Regions from separate parts of the Homo sapiens genome. Here region 1 is linked to region 2. Evidence: chromatin contacts called from ENCODE POLR2A ChIA-PET data. All regions are on one chromosome and are shown on one strand. Each heading gives the region's core, a stretch centred on a gene start or an enhancer-like site at or near the end of the contact. The rest is flanking DNA. Distances are from core to core; before and after follow the strand shown.

What was found. ChIA-PET counts read pairs that join two places held with the same protein, here RNA polymerase II (POLR2A).
Region 1: POLR2A ChIA-PET joins it to region 2 with 10 read pairs in T-cell. The contact joins the promoter of MIR4453HG here to the enhancer-like site in region 2. POLR2A ChIA-PET finds 5 or more read pairs at or near these places in 2 of 52 experiments (OCI-LY7 and T-cell).

Annotation. Positions count from the first base shown.
Region 1 is chr4:152,531,438-152,537,980 of GRCh38, reverse strand. MIR4453HG (MIR4453 host gene) reads right to left here and starts at 1,717. Exons shown (of 1, transcript NR_033797.2): 1 at 1-1,717. It overlaps FBXW7 (F-box and WD repeat domain containing 7), which reads left to right and starts at 1,889. Exons shown (of 14, transcript NM_001349798.2): 1 at 1,889-2,854; 2 at 2,948-3,040. MIR4453 (microRNA 4453) reads right to left here and starts at 1,553; the gene lies at 1,465-1,553. RefSeq lists enhancers at 1,594-1,953, 1,659-2,194, 3,444-3,543 and a silencer at 2,064-2,853.
Region 2 is chr4:148,058,182-148,064,329 of GRCh38, reverse strand. It overlaps ARHGAP10 (Rho GTPase activating protein 10), which reads right to left. Exons shown (of 23, transcript NM_024605.4): 21 at 1,030-1,182. Among named protein-coding and RNA genes, the nearest start is that of MIR4799, 280 kb to the right of the region's middle. Within about 2 kb of position 4,512, at least 13 of the 41 ENCODE cell types and tissues checked have a DNase peak (open chromatin) inside an H3K27ac peak, as active enhancers do.

The DNA of each region.
Region 1 (6,543 bases), core at 468-2,967, 4.5 Mb before region 2:
CTTTTCCTTCAAAGCCTACAAAGGTTAAACTCTCTGAGGTGTTTAGCTTCACAAAATCCCCTAAATCTGTGTGTTTTACTCCTTTAATTTCCACCATTCCCCTGTTGTAAGATAGGAAGAGGGGGAAAAACAAAAAATATTTATTTTGTAGCCATGTGAGACCATCACTTGTTGGTCTGATTACCTGTGAGTCTTATTTGGAAGGCTGTAGCAGGGGATTGGTCACGTAAAGACAGAAAAATCCAGGGTAATTTAAGCAGGATATTTAACCTGGCTCTTGGAACTTCAGGTCAAGGGCAGTAGGGTCAGGTGCTAGTCTGTGAGTCTCTCCTTGGTTTTGCCACATCCTCCTTTGCCCCTCTCACCACCTTTCCCGCAGCATTTTAATGAACACGAGCCCTTGGATTTACCCAGTTAAAAGTTTCCTTAGTTTACTGTTTGCAGATGGTAGTGGCAGTAGTGGGAGAAACCCAGAGCTTCCCACATTTGTCTATAATACACTTGCTCCTACCTTACCCCCTCCTCCAGGTGGAAAGACTTGTAAAATCCATTACTACTGCTTCCCAAGGAGGTAGAGTGTACTAGGGTCCAGGGACAGAATTGTGGAATCTGCTTTCATCATTGCTGCTGCTTTAATCTTTTTCTCATACTATTCACTGAAGACAGATTTCTGAGGATTCTGGTCCTTTTATCTTAAATTTGTTTTCCTAGAGAACTACACTTTAAACTTCATGAGTTTCTACTTAACTTTCCTTTCCAGGATAACATCTGTAGGAAAAGCTGCATAATAGTAATAACACTTATTTTAGAAAGAAAATAACCTTTGAGTCAGACCTGAAACAGGCCAACATTTCTTGATGACAACGTACACTGATGAACCAAGACCAGAAGCTCTCGAAAGCTCCAAACCGTAAGAAAGAACCATTCGTAAAAGTGAGGGACTATTAAATTCTTCCCCTGACAGTCAAAAATCCTTCAGCAATCTCCCAGAGGATGGCTCCCTTCCAATCCTCCCTTCCCGCCGCCCTAACAATCTGCGCGAGGATGGGTCCCTTCCCTTGCTCGGCATTTCGTCTCCTTTTCCACTAAAGACTCAGGTTGTGACTCTGTACTCAAGCCGCACCCCTGTTTCCTTTCATGGCTAGGGGGAGGGGAGGAATGTATTACAACTCATTTTTACAATGCACTGCAGTTTACAAAGCGCTTGCACTTCCACCATATCCTCTGAGCTTCACGAGTGCCACGTGAGAGAGGCATTCATTCATTCATTCATTCATCAAACATTTGCTCGGCCCGACCACACGTTATCCAACGCTGGGTCTCACCCCACGCCACGGGAAGGGTGGGGCGCTCTCTCCCTGGAGCAGGTGCAGATCAGGCTGTAGGGTAACTCCTCGATCAGTCCGGCTTTTCGAGGGTCTGTTTGGGGCCAAATGCCTCACCTTCGGGTGGTGCGCGCAGCTGCCTGAAGACGCGGCCTGGGCCTCCTCCTTCCTCCCAAAGGAGCAGTCCCCACCTGCCCCGAAGGAAACCGCTACAGACCAAGCTCTCCAGGCCGCCCTCGGGTCAGGGGTAAGATCGGGCGGCAGCTTAGGCTCGACTCGGCTCCTCCCCTTCCTCTCTTCAGTTCTGACGCGGCCGTAGAGGCGGCAGCGGCGGTGGCGGCTGCGAGTCCCGCGGCCCGAGGCGCACCCACCCGCTCGCCGATCCCCACTTCCTCTTCCCTTGGAGCGTCATCAGAGCGCGCCAGAGGCGCCCAGGGCGGGGTGGCTGGAAGGGGGAAAAAGGCCAGCGGAGGAAGCCTCAGAGCGGAAAGAAGAGGGAGGGGGAAGAGAGCGGTTGCTAGGTGACTTGCGTCATCGGCAGGCGCCGCTCTCCTCCCGCCCCTCTCTCTGGAGTGAGGCGAGAGCCCCGCACAGAGCGAGGGAGACAGCGAGCTGAGCTCCGGGCGCTGCCGCTGCCGCTGCCGCCGCCGCCGCCGCTGAGACTGAGAGCGAAGGAGCATCCGAGAGATCCAGTCCCCCTGCACTGGCCGCCGCCGAGACCTTCGCTCTCACCTGGGCCAGCGGGAGCCGCGGCCGCACTCCTTTCCCCCCCTCACCTTCCCGGCCGGCAGCGGCGGCTGCACACGCCGGAGCCGGAGCCAGAGCCGGAGCCCGAGCCTGAGCCGGAGCCGGCGGCTTGGGGGGCAGGGAGGCGGCTACCACGGGCCGGGAGTGGGTAGCTGCTCCGCGGTGAGAGAACGCTGAGGAGGCGCCAGAGCTTCTGCCTCGTCCCGTGGGGCGTGGGGCGAGACCCCCAAGGTGTAGGGAGGGGGGTCCCAGCCGCAGCGACACATGCGGGAGCCGGGAGCGGGGGCGGCGCCGAGCGGAGCCGGCCGGGTCCCTCGCCTTGCCGCCGACTCGGCCACCCGCCCGGGGCCGTAGCATCTTGCCCCGGAGTGTATGAACCGGGGCCCCAACCAAGCTCGGCAACCACCCCCCGGCCGGGGGGGCGGGGACCCCGATGTGAAGCGGCGGCTGGGGCGGCGGAGAGAACAGGACCGACGCCGCCGTCCTTTCCTCACCTTCCCCCTCCCCTCAGCCCCCTCCGGGGGTCTTCTCCCTTGGCCAGTCGCCGGCCCCCCGGCTCCTTGGCTGGACTCCGGGAGGAGTTCCTAGAGCCCCCCTCCCCCGCCCCAGTCCCGAGGGCGGCGGGGCCGGGGGGGACCCGGGGGGCCGGCCGCAGCCTCCACCCAGAGGAAACTTTACAAAAACAAAATCCGGAGTCTCCCAAACCTGACTGTCCCGGGAGAAGTGGCCCTGGACGGGCAGAAGCCGCAGCCTGAAAAGACCCAGGAAGAGGAAAAGAGGAGGTAAGCGGGGCCGCCGCCTCCCCTCCCCTGGCAGCGCGGAAGAGACCCGGGTTGCCGCCTGGTTTAGCGACACGAGCACCGCTTCTTCCTCAGTACCGCGCCGGAGCCTTCCGCAGCTGCCGCTTCAGTCCGAAGGAGGAAGGGAACCAACCCACTTTCTCGGCGCCGCGGCTCTTTTCTAAAAGTGTGAGTGGCCCCGGGAGAGGGAATTGAGGGGGAGAAAGTGGGAGGATGCCGGCGCTTCCTCCTGGAGTTTTGCTGATGTTCTCCAGTAGTGTTGGGAGTCTATCAATGAGGGAGTCTAGCTTTATTCACGGAGGGGGGAAGGTGTTAGGGAGGCCTGTATTTTGTAACTTTTTAGCTCTTTGTACGAGTAATGCAAGTATGCAGGTTTCTGTCGGAGGAGTCTTTTCTCCAAAGTGAATACTCGCACCTTTCTGGCCAGCAGTTGGCAAAGGGAAATTGAGGAAGCCAGAGCATATGTGCGCACAGAGGCCATCTGTATCTGTAACCTTTTCCTGGTACTGTGGGTGTGTGCGGTGTACTTTTTGTTTCGGGGGTACTCTCATATAGGTTCCCGAATGAGAACTACTTAACCTGTGGACCCCTGAAAGTAAAATTCCTTTTTTAAAAAACAACAACAAACCTGTTTTGAGAGAGGTTCATTTCAGTACCTATTGGTACAGGAGTTAACCTTCTCAGTTACTGGGTCCAATTTCATGTGTGTCAGGAGGACACTGTAACAGATGTCAGTTACTCAGGAACTTGAGTTGTTAGGAATCACAACTTACTTGGGGAAGAGCATTTATCACATTAATCATTTTATAAAAGTTGTGATTTTTTCCCTTTCACCCCCCCCTTTTTTTTTTTAGAGTAACAAATTACAGCACTTTTTTATTTGGTTTGAGGCTTTGCTTTTTTGAATTATCTTTATTTCTGTATCAATTTAGGATACATCTTTGATATTTAAGTCAGGAATGATTTTTTCCTTCCATTATTTTAAAGCTGAAGTTTATAAAACCTTTGACTTGTATTTTAGGTATCTTGTCAGAGTACCAAATTAAAGGTTTATGAAAGTAATTAATATTTCATATACAGACCTTAAGGGTTAAACATAGAGCAGAATTTTATGTAAGAAGACATAGACAGTAGTATACTGAGAATTGTGGTCCGTCTAGACAACTGTGGGCTCGTTCTGTCTGAAGCCACTGCTGAGAGATACTTTGTGGGAATGAATGTAAGCCTGGGGTTATCTCTCTTTTCGAAGTTCTCCATTCAGGATCTTGATTAGATTAATTTAAAACTTTCTCAAACTTAACAATGTTTGGTCCTTTTTTTTAAAGTAATGAGTTCTGCAAGTTTATTAGCCTGTGTATTATGTGACAGTTCATTTACATATTCCATACCTGTGTCCCTAAACTTTCAGGACACAGTCAGAGTTTGTGTTTCAAGAATTATCAGGACAAGCCTCAGTTCATCTTTTCTTAATTTTATGGACTTTCATTATTTCTACCATCAGTTTCTCCAACTGTTGTCTTAGAATAATGTCTTTCATTTGACCACTTTTCCCTCCTCTGGAACTTCTCCCACTGAATTGTTTTTCTTTAGTTGCCTTGTTATGCTTTGGTAAGGAACTTTAAATTCTGTCCTTTAAATGTGTACTGACATGAAAATACTGAATAGTGGATGTAATGTTAGAATCAGAGTCACGTATTCTGTTTTTCACTAAGATATTGCAAAGAGAAATGTAGTCATTTTCTAAAATACTGTACCCAAAATACAGTAGAAGCTGTATTTTGGGAAGGAGGGGAGGACAAACTAAGAAACAAACTATAGTTTGAATGTAGGTTGCACTCTGTCAAAGTTGCTTACTAACTTTAGGACCTACTTTTATTGCTTATGGATTGGTTAAAAATTACGGTATTTTTTTTTTTTTTGAGACAGAGTCTTGCTCTGTCACCCAGGCTGGAGTGCAATGGAGCGATCTTGGCTCACTGCAACCTCCGCCTCCCAGGTTCAAGCGATTCTCATGCCTCAGCCTCCCAAATAGCTGGGACTACAGGCATGTGCTACCACGCCTGGCTAATTTTTTTTGTATTTTTAGTAGAGATGGGGTTTCACCATGTGGGTCAGGCTGGTCTAGAACTCCTGACCTCAAATGATCTGCCCACCTCGGCCTCCCAAAGTGCTGGGATTACAGGCGTTGAGACACCGCGTCCTGCCAAAAAATTATGGTAATGTTTTATTGCACGTTTGGGTAGAAATGACAAAGTTTTTGGGGTCCCTGCCTTTGAGATGCTTTTACTTGTAGGTGGTGGAGACAATCAAACACAAATTGCACAAAGCTATAGGAGAGGGGGGATAGACCAATATTTATCTAAGACCGCACTGGATGTTAGATATTGTCAACTTATAGATGTGAATATATTTTTACATTTTTCACTAGGGAAATGTTGCTTTTGGACGTGTACATATAGAACTAATTGAAGTATTGAAGCCAAATCTGGGAAGGTTTCTTTTAGGAAGAAAAGAGCAAGTGGAGACACAATATTTAAGACTTTTGGAATTGAAAGGCATAAGGGACAGATAAAATTACGAAGCTGGTTTGAAGGGAATACAGATAGAGGTTGTTGAGTAGTGTTAGGGTCAGTTGTGTTTGTGTAGACACATGATTACAGTTCAAAGAAGCAACTGAGAAGAGTGTTCCTGAGAGTAATTTCAGATGACTGGGGAGAAATTACATTTTAGGTAAAAGCTGTATGCCTGGATTAGGATTTTGTTTTTCTAGGGAACCAACATTTTTATTATATCGTGGCTATCCAGGGCTATACAGAAGGAGGAGTGAAAAAGAAGATGCTTAGTGTGTTGAAAGTGGCTTCTTACAAAAAAGAGTTTAGAAATGGGACAGTAGACTTTGCTTTGGATGTGAAATTTTAGGGCAACAATTGGATACTGGTGCAGTTTCAAAACAGCAAAATAGTTTAGCAGGTAATATACTGAAAATGTAAAGTTGGAATTATTTTCAAAGTATTTAGGTTTCCCAGAGTACTGATGGAAAGTGAAGAGCTGAAAAGTGGGTATTTTTAGTTAGGGGGAAAATCTGAATGAATGAGACACTACCTAAAATAGATGTTTTAGAAGTGGATAAGAGTTGAAGTTAAAAAGGAATGAGCAGGCTTTAAACATGGCCACCAGTTTAGTCCCAGGGTATATTATTCTGTATTTTTGAAACAAGCTAAAATTTTTTTTTTTTTTTAAATAGGGTATATAGGTCCCTTGAGATTAAGTTCAGAAGAGTATACTTAATAATAATTTCATTGTTAAGGAATTTATAAATAGAAGGACAGATTTGTTTCCTCAAATTCATGTTTTAAAGTTCACTGTGCATTATTATCCTACGTTTGGTCTTGATATGACGAAGTGAGGCCAAAAATAGCTGACAGAGAAGGCTGCTTCCCTTGTTCACAGTTGGTGTGTGTCTTTGTGTCCCATACAATGGAGGGGATATCCCTGTGTAGGCACAGTAGTGCTGAACATGCTTTTTTTTTTTTTTTCCTTTTAAACTTTTTATTAAAAAAAAGCAACTTGGCATTTAAAAAAATGTAGACATTTTTGCGGCTTGCATTTAGTATTGACTTTAACAGGATTAAGGATTGTGAGGAAGGAAATATATATTCACACTTTTTTGT
Region 2 (6,148 bases), core at 3,263-5,762:
TCACTGATGTCACCAGTAGGGCAACTCCTCCCAAAAGAGAAATTAACGTGGAAGTGAACATCAGGCTAAGAACAGTACTTGATTTTCAAGTAAATGATGGGTTTCCAATTCAAGCCTTTCCTCAGGGAGCCTCTCTGAGGAGCTGTCACTGAACCACTTCACCTAATTCTCCTCCCTACCTGGTGGGATGCCCTTTCCTACCATTCAGCACTGTTAGAACCACAGGACATGTTTATCTCCAAGCACTTCAGTTGGTCTATTAGGAAAAGCACACGCACCTGGAGACACACGGCCAGCCGGCAGAAGGAGGCGGCACAGCCACACTCCACAGGTGAGAAACCACTGGCCCAGATCCACTCCGGGTGGCCACCGCTCTAGAAGGGGCTTGTTGCTCTTGCCTGAGTCTTCTGTATTTACACCCTGCCTCCGCCCCAAGAAAGGCACACCAGGCCCAGCTTCTCACCATTTGTTAAAGCAACCTCTGTGTCCGTTCATGGAAAGGACGGAAACCATGCTTTTAGCCAGTCTAATCAAATCCAAAGGAAACGCCTCACCTCACTGGTGTGGGGGAAGCCACTGACAGGAAGAAGCACCTGAGCCACTACAGGTGGAAGAGGCTGCTGGAGGGCAGCAGCTCTGTCCTCTATGGACTTGGCCACTGGATGCCATGGAAGCGAATGTTTCCAGTGCCAGCTTGCCTACTTTTAAAACGAAGAATGTGCTTTATACTCATGAGCAAGAAGTTCTTCCAAAATAAGAACTTCTTCATAAATGCACAACCAGCACCACAAAGACAGAGTAGGCTCAAGCAAGTCTCATGTAAGGCAAATTCTCCAAAGAACGTCCTTGCTACTGAACTGGGTGAGGCACGGCCCTGATACAAGGTGGTAAGTGCTGTCCATGAAGTCCAGGATGCTGGGGGTATCTGGGCAAGCTTTTGCCAGCAGAGAACACAAGAACCTGCTCAGGTTCATCAAGCCCCCTGTGTGTGCTGCCACCATATTCCACATTCCACTCCAAACCACGTACCTTTCAGGTGGCTTGTCCGCTACAGTAGCAGGAGGAGAAAAGGGGAAAGGGGACGACCCGGGTGAAAGAGGTGTCACAGCTGAGTTGGAGCTTGTTGTGGTTGGAGACTGTGGGTTAAGCCACTGGACCATAGACGATCGGGTCTGGCCTGGGCTAAGGGTAGGAGTTTGAAGGACAGGATTAATAGCAGAAAGGCCACAGAACACGAAATGCACAACATCCCAATCCCAGATGACTAGGTCACTAATTCCCCTATCATGCCTGACCAGTAGGGACAGAGTCCTCTCTGCATCCTGCCGGGGCTGCAGCCCAAACTACGGATACCAACAACCCAGAAACCAGCCACAGCCCCAAACTCAAGCTGTCTTACTGTCCTTCTCCAGGTTCTCCAATCTGTCCAACCTGCTAGCACCCTATGAGTTCACTAATTAGAAAACCAGAATCTAATTGATCAAAGGAGTAGTGGGACATTCAAGGTATTCACTTTTTCTAATTATAAGGAAAACCACAGGAATCTAGCATCAAGCACATGACCGGCAGCTGCAAAAGATCAGCTAAACATTTAAAGATCTTTCACCTGCTCCTACACGTGTGGCAATTCAGAAGAAAATGCCACTGGATTCAGGCTTCCTCTAGAGAGGGCCAAAGACTTCGAAACCAATGAACAGCAAAAACTTCTGGTGACCAGAGCATTTCTTAATATTTCCCTTTTTTTTTAAAGTTAATGTAAACAGGTCAGTGAACAGACACCTGGAATGGCCTCTAAGCACAGAGGGAGAGTTCAAATAATTGATGCGTGTTAATCTGAATTACTCTTCAGTGACCTCAGAACTGGAGGCGACTATGGTTTATGACATTCCCTTGAGAAGTGTCTCGTTTCATTCAGTGACATTTTGAACACACACGTGTTCCCTGTCTGCAGCACCCAGGTGCTCTTCACCTAAGATACCCCGTCTTCTGCTAAACCAGTACACCAGTTTCCACGAGCAGTTTCCCGAGGCTTCTGCACTCCTCAGCATGCTCTCAGATTGTTTCCCCTGCCGGAGAACTAGCACCGTGTTCTTCAGTACCAGCATGGTCTCCTGGCCAGCCCCTAGGTGCAATCCTCCAACACGGTGACACTCAGCAACCTAGGGCCAAGTTTACCCACTTGTCTCCCTATACACAATGCTCCTGCACCTGCTCACCTACCAGGGGCCGTCCCGCCCCAGCAGCCTACCCTGTCTGCCACAGCTCTGCTTCCTGGCGTTCCCACCTCCGCCTCAAGCTTTGCCTTTCCTCTCAAGCTCCCCGCCCTGCTCTAATCTTGCCCTTCCTTGGCTCAGCTCCAGTTCCACCTCCCCCAATACTCCCCCTGTGGCCTCTCTAACCCATACACCTTCCCTGAAGGCCTGCGACACCAATAAATGAAAGGGCACATTGATACTGGTTGTTCTCTGATGCCTTCAAGTATTTCTCTTGCCTCCACAGGAAGATCTTTAACTCTTTTTCCAGATCTCACGAAGCCAGGCAGATTGGCGGGGACATGGAGCCATCAGCCAACATCGGAGCAACCAAATTAGAAAGCTCTAAAACCAAAAGTGGATTTTACAAATCTGGTGCATAATTGACTTGGTAGGTATTTAATACACAGAAGCTTTCCTATGCTTTGGTCAGGAAAAAAAGGGGGTCATTTAAAAAAAAAAAACATTATTCTTCTAAGAGCTTATTTACAATTCCCTTATCCAGCCATTCATCTGGGAGTCATAAAATCTATTTTATCCCAAGGCAAGATTTGTTATAAATCTTAAAGTGATCTGTATCAACAGTCACAAAAGTCACTCCATTTTTTTTTAGCAGAAAAGGAACGCTGAATGTTGTCTTACTAATCAGGAACGGAAAGGACAGGTAGGCGTGAGTGAAGCCCTGGCAGGAAATTAAGGCCACAGTTAGCCAAACAATTGCCAAGTTATCTCCCAGCAATTATTCAAGGTGCTTGGAGGGTGTGAATGGAGGAAGATGAGATGTTTTGCCACACCCCCCATCAGCTCTTCAGAGTCATAAATCGTCAATGACTGCCATCCCTCTGCCTAGAGGGAGGACAGTTACAGGAAGAAGATAAAGTAACTATGTGACTACACTTATGTGGCCCTTGAAAAATAAAGAGCATAAATTTTATAGGTATTGTCTGCTTGATCCTCACATCTTTCTTTAAAAAAAAAAAAGGAAACCTCCATGAAAACACCCGCGGGTGGGTGGGTGTGTTTGTTTAGGGAAAATACCCCTCAGTTTTTAGAAAGTGAAAGAACCACTGTAATGACAGATACGCAACAGAAAAGCCTGCCTGTCCCGCACCCTGGCTTTCTCCATCTCATCCCAAAACAGGAACACAGAATCAGCAGTCCTTGTCCAGGGTCAAGTTCTCCACATTCACCTTTTTTGTTTTTTTGTGATCTTTCTGTTGCTATTTAACACATGCGCTATGTGATCTAGCACTAACCGGTTCACCAAGATTACCTCCCACACTTCCCATGTAGACTTAAGTTTCTGCATGTGATTTCCTGGGTGTGTCTCAGAAGCCTCTACTAGGTAACTCCTTTGATTTCAGAACCCCACAAGGGCAGACACACTGTAAGCTGGAATATTCACAAGACGGGGCAACGTGCAAGGCTGGAGACAGTGTCTATGGAGATGAGGCAATGAGATGTGTGGACAACTGGAAGCCTGTGAAAGAAGAGACCTGTGCAGCCAAACAAGGTTTGGGAACCAGCACAGTAGCTGCTTGGATAGAGGAAATTTTTCAGAGGCTTGTCGGCTGGGAAGGATCAGGTGAGGCAAGTGAGTAAATATACTTAAGTCGTGTAATGGGTTCACATCTAAAGCCAGTACACGTCAGATGATGCCATGTTTCACAGTGTCTCCCAAAAGCAACCTGTCCATATTTTTTGGAAGGCCAAAAAAAAAAAAAAAAAAAAACTAAACATGAGCTTCGTTATGTAACCATCTCTTACCTTCCAAACTTTGGGTTACTTTTTAATAAGAAGAATCGAAACATTTTTTAAATATCATCTAAAATGTAATACCTACATTTTCTCAAAAAACGGTAGAGGAAAGTATTAGTTTTAGAAGAGAATTTCTGATATTCTCTTTCCCTTCTTTTATTTAAAACATTTTGAAGGAACACGAGGCATTTTGGAATGGCAGCCCATAAGCAAAGGACTAACAGCTTTTCCTCAACCTGGGTTCCAAGAGAGAACTGAGCCCTAAGGCATATCTGTCTCTCGTCTCTCTCTCGTCTCTCTCCCCTCTCTCTCTCCTCTCTCTCCCCTCTCTCTCTCTCTCTCTCTCAAAGAGTGGGCTTTACCCATCATAAAAGATCTGGGTTTTCTAAGCTCCAGGTTTCTCTCTTGAGGCATGTAGGTGTGACCTGGCCCAAGCTGCATTGCCTTGTAGGAACTGGAACTCAGGGAACTGGCACAAGAAAACACTGATACTGTCATTGCTGTGATTAATAGAGGCTGTTGGCTCTGACCGCGAGTCCCACGCCTTCTGCCAGCATCCCGGAAACGATGGTAGGCTAATTTGGTAGCTCGCAAGCAGGGTACGGTTTCAGACCCTTCACAGTTCTTGACAGTATCATCCTTGGGAGAACTAAAACACTCACCAGATCATTTTTTTTGTACTCTGTGGTTCAGGGGAGAGCCCCAGCTTTTTCCCAAAGAACATCTTTGGGAAAAAGATCAAAGGTGATTAGTGAAATAATAATTAAAAGCTCATTATGTGCTAGAACATAATGAAATTTTTGAGAGTCCTTTCCTACCATTTCCCAAATTTAAACATTTAAAAAATCTATTTATTGCCTTTTTTTCTTGTTGTCCCTTTAACTACGGATTTTTGATTAGTAAGACTGGCATGAGCACAAACCACCAATTCTGTTTAATGCCAAGCTACTGACCAAGTACAAAAAAGTACCTAAGTGCCACAAGTTTCCTGAAAGCCAAGTTGCAGTTTGCGAAAATGGAGGAAGAAGTCAACTGTTCCTAAAAAGCTCAGAAACCACGTTTACCAAGACAGAAGAAATATACAGAACTGCTAATATCTGTTCGCTATCTTCCCAACTTAACACACTACACTGCAAAAGGCATCTCCTAAAACAGGATTCTTCTCTATCTTCAGCACGGAAGGCCAACATCACCGTCCTTCTTTCTCAAAGAAAGGGGACAAATAGAAACAAGAGTGTTTCACTAAAAGCACATGAAGATTTCAAATTGCTAACTTGGAAACACGTTCCTGAAAATGCACAGACTGAAAGTCTACCTGACTGTTCCTGACGCCACGGAGGCATTTCCTGTGTTTAGGTGGGGTGGGTGGAAGAGCTGGGAAGACAGTAAGCAGGGAAAGAATATGCATTTGTGTAAAGGATGAGGAAACTCTCTTCTTTAAAAAGAGTCAACACTCTTGCTTGGAAACATGGGCCTGAATTTCGGGGAAAGACCTTGTAGCTTTCACGTGCAGCAGTGGGGCCAAACCCCAAAACATGAAATTATGACAGTGCTGTATATGTGGTTACTTTACAAAGTGTATTTTTAGAAAATGGAACAGATCAGCAGTCCATGCTGCTTCTGATTCAAACTGTGATCCAGTCGCCTCCAGTACCAGACTCTACGCTCCACGCATATTAAAAACATTCTGGCAGCGACAGATCACAAACATTTCAGAAAGGGGGAAGGGAGTAGGGGCCTTAACTGTTAAAACTCGACACCAGTTGCACCAATCACCAGAGAACTCCTGCATCTAACAAACATTTCTTGCATAATATACACAGGTCAGGCTTTGGGCAGCACTAGAGATACAAGCCCCTGATTCCAGCCTGTATAAGCACTGAATGCAATCTAAATTCAAAAGGGTAGAGCGAGGAGAATACGCATTAAGAAAAGAAATGAATGCTTATTTGAAGTGACTAAATCCCCCAAATACCAAGATATTTCACTACGGTTATACAATACGAGATCAAATCAGAAGTTTGCACTGCAATGAAAGATTCTAAACTCTCATTTGCCAGGTCTCTGAGCAGAAGCTAACACATTAGTGAAATGATCTTTCATGCCAGTCTGGGAAACATACAGCATAAGTCTAGAAC